Regions from separate parts of the Homo sapiens genome. Here region 2 is linked to region 1. A link is a loop called in an ENCODE intact Hi-C map of the cell type or tissue named here. Cell type or tissue: gastrocnemius medialis. All regions are shown on one strand. Each heading gives the region's core, and the rest is flanking DNA. Links, peaks and the distances in the headings are about the cores only. Region 1 overlaps ZBTB20 (zinc finger and BTB domain containing 20). Region 2 overlaps ZBTB20 (zinc finger and BTB domain containing 20).

Region 1 (2,921 bases), core at 207-2,706:
TGACATCCATCGGTGGCAGTATGAAACCTATGCCTACAGGCTGCTCCTGAGCATAGCCTCAAGGCTCTGCCATTGTCCGTAGAGTGCTCTAAGTTGTGCCCGCTAAAAATCTTCATCATTCCATTTGACTGTTTGGTAGTATTTCTTTAATTGTATTTTTTGTTTGTTTGTTTTAAAAACACCCTTTATTTCCTGCTTGCCTTAGAGACACCAAGAATAAAATCCTTGACACATCAAATTCTGGAACCTCACCACTCACCAGGACTATGGTTCCTGATCCAAGGAGTGACGACTGAGAATCAGCACACAGTCTCTTGAGGGTGTCCAGGCCTGGCTGTTAAGCTCCCTGCTCTGATTAGTTTGTCGAGTTCACAGTGTTCCAGAGTGCTGAAGCACAGAAATTAGGGAGGGGAGGTGGAAGGAAAATCACTGGAGCCTCTTACGATCTAACTTCCACTAACTGGGAGGAAATGTCTTATAAATAAACAACAGTAAGAGAAACAAAAAAAAAAAAAACCCATCCCGTCCTGCCAGAGGAATGTACATTATTGTCTCCCGACGGAAAACTTTACACCACACCAGAATGCAGCCATGTCTCCTGAAACTACCTCCCTCAAAACAGAAAGAAAAAGAGAATCAAAAAGGAAAGGAGAACAAAACAGAACAAAAAAGATTTCATCCCCTTGAATTCTGTTGGGAAGTTCATGTGAGTTCCCAGTAGACAAACTAAACTAAGCAATTTCAACAGTGTCACTGTTCCAGAATTTTGTGCAGAGGCTGCTTATTAGCCAAATTTCATTTCTGCCCAGATCACTGCTGTACCATCCAGACATTTTCAGAAGGGAAGTTCAGGGAAGGGGGGAAGGGTACGACTGTGGAGAAGAGGAAGAAGAGAGGACAAAGGAAAACTCCTGATGAACCAGAATGCCCTAGCCACGGCCATGATAGAGCGAGCCCCCACCCACCACCCGACTACTGCTTGTTGAGGACTTGGTGATGCGGTGTGTTTTATCTACTTACTCTTTCTGCTCGGGAGGCTGAGGTTCCTACATTTCCAGCTCATGCTGGACTGTACCGTAAGCAACAAGTGAAATGAGTTCAGTGATCTCATTCTAGTCCTTCGACTCCTGTCCACATCACTAAGCGACTGCACAGCTTGGCACAGGCCAGGATGAGTCAGCAGTCTCTGGTCATGAGAGGCCAGGCCTGGAATAGCAGGGGGGTTTAGGTCAGGAGCAAAATGAAGCAGAAAGGCAGTCTAGATGGCAGGGCTCTGTTCTGCAATACACAGAAATACTGCAGGTCAAAATGAAAGCGCCTCATCAGCTCTGGGGTGAAGATTGTAGGACTGTAAAAAAAGAAGCATCAAGAGAAAAAAAAAAGCTGCCTACCAAACATAGCAAGGACAAAACAGAGTACCACAGTCAGAAAAAGAGGGCACTGGTAGAGCCCTGGAGGATAAAAGATGCTCATTAAGGTTTCTGAAATGTCTTTTCTTCCACATGCTCCCAAACTTGAATTAAGAAATGGTGACTTCCTATATACTATCCTAGTATTTTGGTACTGTTTTCCCAATTCAGTAAGTAGCAAAACAAATAAAATGCAAGGCACTGCAGTTAAATAGCAAGAAAAGCCTCATATTTCATAAAATAATATGAGTCTGATATCTCAAAGGTGTACATTTGGGTTAATAGTGTCTGTATATAGCCTGTATGAAATGGTTAAAGAGGAGTACTCTTTAAGTTGAGCTTGGGTGGGGGTAGAGAAGAGCTTAGAGAAAAGAGAGTTACCAGTTAATGATAAAACATAGGGGAACTATGACACTGTGACCATATTTCTACTCAATGGGGCCAACATAGACCTCCATTAGACCTCCATCAAGAAGTGATGCTCCCACTAACAGGACTTCAAACACTTCTCCCTCTGCAGTAGTACTGTAATATAGCAAGGGGAGAGGGAAAATAAAATAGATAGAAAAACAAGGTTCAACATAAAAAAAATTAGTGATAGACATTTTGTTTCAGAGGAGGCAAATTGCTCTATAAGTCAACTGATAAAAAAAAGTCTTGGTATCTGAACAGACTTAGAGAAACCATATCTAGATGAAGATGCCAGGTGGAGACTGATAACTATCAGGAAATGGTAGTAATGGCCATAAAGAAGGAAGAAAGCAATCTCAAGTCACATGATGTAGAATAAAACAGCATGGAAAACAGAAGGAGAGCAACAGACTTCGGGAACACGAGTAAAATATTTCTTTAAAGTCCTTTTAAGAGGAGTAATGAGGACCCACCACATATTCCTAAATGTTGTCCCTCAGAGATGCACAGATGTATATGGGTAAGGAAATGTAAAATAAACTTTCAGCTTTCATTTCAGAGGGTATTAAGTCATCTGAACACATATTTACTAACTGTTTAATCTTGGGCAAATGAGCTTTCTAGCCTCAGTTTCTCTCTCTTTGAAATGGAAATAATATTATCATCCTCATGGAATCATTGTAAGCACTGAATCAATGTTCATTAACCCTTATCTCAGCAGTACCTGTCACATGGTGAACATTCAGTAAATTGCTTATTATTCATATTATTTGATTATCATATCATATCATCTTTATAAGTATCCAGTGAAAGAATCCCCCTCCAGTGTTGTTCCACTGGATTGAGAGGAATCAATATGAAGACTCTAGTAAAATCAGTTGAGTAACACTGCTTACACTGCTGCTTTAAAAAGATTATTTCTGTCTGGGTATGTTAAACATTATACTTGAAGACACAGGATGTTGAAAATCTATTATGTGAAATCCTTGAATTTGGGTATCTATGTTGTCAAAGCAACTTGGAGCCTAACAGTTGTCCAGTAACTAGAGGCCCAAAAAAGAAAAGAGGAATTTTTAGAAGCTTCTCCAAAAGCAACAGGAT
Region 2 (2,921 bases), core at 298-2,797, 120 kb before region 1:
ATGCAAGGGTATTTATATGTGCATACAGAACCTGTGCCATCACTCTCTAGGTACTTTGGGGTTTCCTGCAGGACAGATTCTTGATGTATTTTCATTCCTTTTGGTCAGGAAGAAGAAGACTATAAATGCCACAAATGGTCATACATATCTTGGGGTCTGCTTTCCAAAACGCATATTATTTTGGATCCGTCTCAAGAAGAACAATAAGAGAATGATACTGAGATCTTTTTTTCTTAAGATGCTATGATAACAATCCTAAAAAATGGCCTGCCTTCAAAATTTTGATGATGAAATAAGGTTATAATCAATAAAGAGAGAAGATTTTAAAGTTCAGCAATTAGGTCTGGGACTGCTTCTGCGCCTGAGACATTGCCAAGATACAATGTAACACTCCATCCCACCCCATATGAATCTCCCTGTTCCTTCTTGATTCTTACGGGGATAGGGTCTGACAGACTAGAATGAAATGAAAGCAGTAGTGCTGGGAGGGGTGGCAAGGACCGAATTTGTTTAATACATTTAGGATGGTTTTTTATTGCTGCTAAACTAGACACAATTCCTTAGCATGATGACATTCAGGAATCCTTTACAATCTGATTCCAAAGAACTTTCTCTTCTATATCTTAAACTACTGAAATTGTAGCTCTATAAATTCCAAAGGGATTGATGTACCAGGACCTTTGACTTATAGTAAACTGATCTTAAGGGATGCTGAAAAGGTTTGGCACTGCTATCATGTGGTCTAATCATTTAGACTTGTCACTACCAACTATTTGCTTAAGAGCCTCCAAGACCTTTCACAATCTGGCCCCGGCCCACCTCTCTACTTTTAATAAAAAATTTTCCCACTGCTGCTTCTTTATATACGGTGACAGCCTATTTGCTCTTCCCTGAACATGGCCTGGGACATCTATGTCTCTGAGTCAGCTAACGGTTCACACTTGAATCTCCCAAGCCTAGCATAGTGTGTGAAACACAGCACGACACTCCAATGTTTGTTGAATAAATGCTGTCCGTCTATTTTAGGAGACAGAGATGACAGAAGAAAGTTGTTAAATCAGTAAATAAATAGCACCAGAGAGAGGTCAAGGAAAAGTTAATTTTAGTGCATTTTAGGAGTGGGGGCAAGATGAGCTTGAAGATTAGGAAAACTGATGCTCTTTATTCTTGGGTCTAGCCAATGCTATGAGTCAGTTACTTTTTCGGGAACAAGTTTAAACCTCAAGGTTAAATGAACACAAATGCCCTGTCCATCAGCATATAATGAAAAAGTTGTGGCTATTTCCACATCAGCACAGTGAAATTAAAATATGCAGTGCCTCTCTAAGAGGCATCACATATGACAGAGCTTTTAAAAATAGTCCCCTTTGCCACTCAGGTATAGAAAGAGCTATAGAAACAAAAGCAAATGTTTGAAAAACTGAGATAATTTAGCTTAGGGAAGAAAGAGCTGAGGTGTGTCTTTATGGTTTTTTGACTATAAGAAAAGTTGTTACAAAGAGGATAATGATCAGCATTTTTGTCCTAGGGCAAAATGACATTAAACCGTCCAGTGCAGAATTTAAGACTTAAAGATGAACATTCTAAATATGCAAGTGGTAAATAATCAAATAGATTGCTAAGAGCAGTTCTGAAATTTCTTTCTTCCTGACTCTCTTAAAATAGGAAAAATCTTCATCTATTTTGGATAAAATAAATGCAGCTCTGCCTCCAGTCAGGAGAATGAATTCAATAACTTTTCTAGTCTTGTTTAACTCTGTATGATTCTATAAAATTCTATAAAATGTTCACCCTAAAAATTATACAGAATCACAATACAGTTGAGTAAAATACATTCTACAGTTTAAAAAGAAATAAGCAATACAGATAGTTGATAAGTTATTACATTCAAAATAGTAATATATGGTGCTCACGTTTTTTATTCAATTTGCCAAGTGCATATAACACAAATAAAATTGGGAAAAATGTACTTGAATCTACTAAGGCTTTAACATAGCGATTATCTAGAGTAAAACAGTCTAACAATTAATTCTTTCATGTCTAAGAAATTTGCTGAATATTTCATAAACCTCATATTGAATATGTATATAAACTCAATTTCCAATTAAAGAAAAAGTTTTTTGAAGGTCCAGAAAGTAATATATGAACTCACTATTATTATTTCCTGGACCATCTTCAAAGACAACAGGAGAACCACTAAACAATTCCTTTAAATGACCAAAATGTGCCCCATATGATTAAGAATGTAAATCTAATAACAGACTCACAGATAAGGTCTAACAGGGGTGGCAAGTTACTGGCTTTCTTTGTCTATTTACCTTTTAGCTTTGGAGCTCAGCAGAAGTGTCCATTACATACAGCACAGGGTTAGATGAACAGCTCCAATGACCTTGTCTGAACCAAATTCATTTAAAGCAGTTTGCCACTTTTCTTAAATAGAAGATGAGTCCATTCTATCTATGGCCCAGATTTGGACTGGATCACTGAACTATTGCCCAACTCTTATAAGCAAAGCACTAACATGTACCAATCAACAGGCGAAGGCATCAGGAAGGTAAAAATACACATACATAAGAAACTGGCAGTAGATTAAAGAAGAAAGCTATATCTAAAGATGGACTTTGGCTTTTAAAGCCTTTGAGTGTTATTCGAATCTTGTTAACAAAAACAAAAACAAAATCTGCATTCCAATGTAACTTGTAGAGAAGATCCAGTAAAAAAATGAATTCAAGAGAGAGAGAGAAAGAAATGTAGTTTTATTTTGCAACCCATTATTTCCATAAGAACATGAATCAAAGAGTCAGCTATGCCAATTTCTTCATAGCTGACTAGTTATAGGATATTGTTCTAGTCTTCACTAATGACTTCTTGAGGTTGGTTATTACTGTGATCAGGAGTTGGGAGGATAGAGGTCTAAGACC

The links. Peaks named below come from ENCODE experiments on the same cell type or tissue, not always from the same donor. Only the 100,000 strongest peaks of a DNase experiment are listed, where the experiment ranks them.
Region 2: it touches region 1 in a loop (2.6-fold over the local background); 3 of 110 quality-filtered maps call a loop at or near these places.

Annotation. Positions count from the first base shown.
Region 1 is chr3:114,623,857-114,626,777 of GRCh38, forward strand. All of the region lies in intron 6 of ZBTB20 (zinc finger and BTB domain containing 20), which reads right to left. Among named protein-coding and RNA genes, the nearest start is that of MIR4796, 120 kb to the right of the region's middle. In gastrocnemius medialis, for the core only: no CTCF peak of the experiment used is centred there; DNase peaks (open chromatin) are centred at 325 and 1,175; H3K4me3 peaks cover 1,671 bases; H3K27ac peaks cover 2,500 bases.
Region 2 is chr3:114,505,986-114,508,906 of GRCh38, forward strand. The region is part of intron 6 of ZBTB20 (zinc finger and BTB domain containing 20); the gene reads right to left. The region is part of intron 1 of ZBTB20-AS5 (ZBTB20 antisense RNA 5); the gene reads left to right. Among named protein-coding and RNA genes, the nearest start is that of ZBTB20-AS5, 54 kb to the left of the region's middle. In gastrocnemius medialis, for the core only: no CTCF peak of the experiment used is centred there; no DNase peak of the experiment used is centred there; H3K27ac peaks cover 2,500 bases.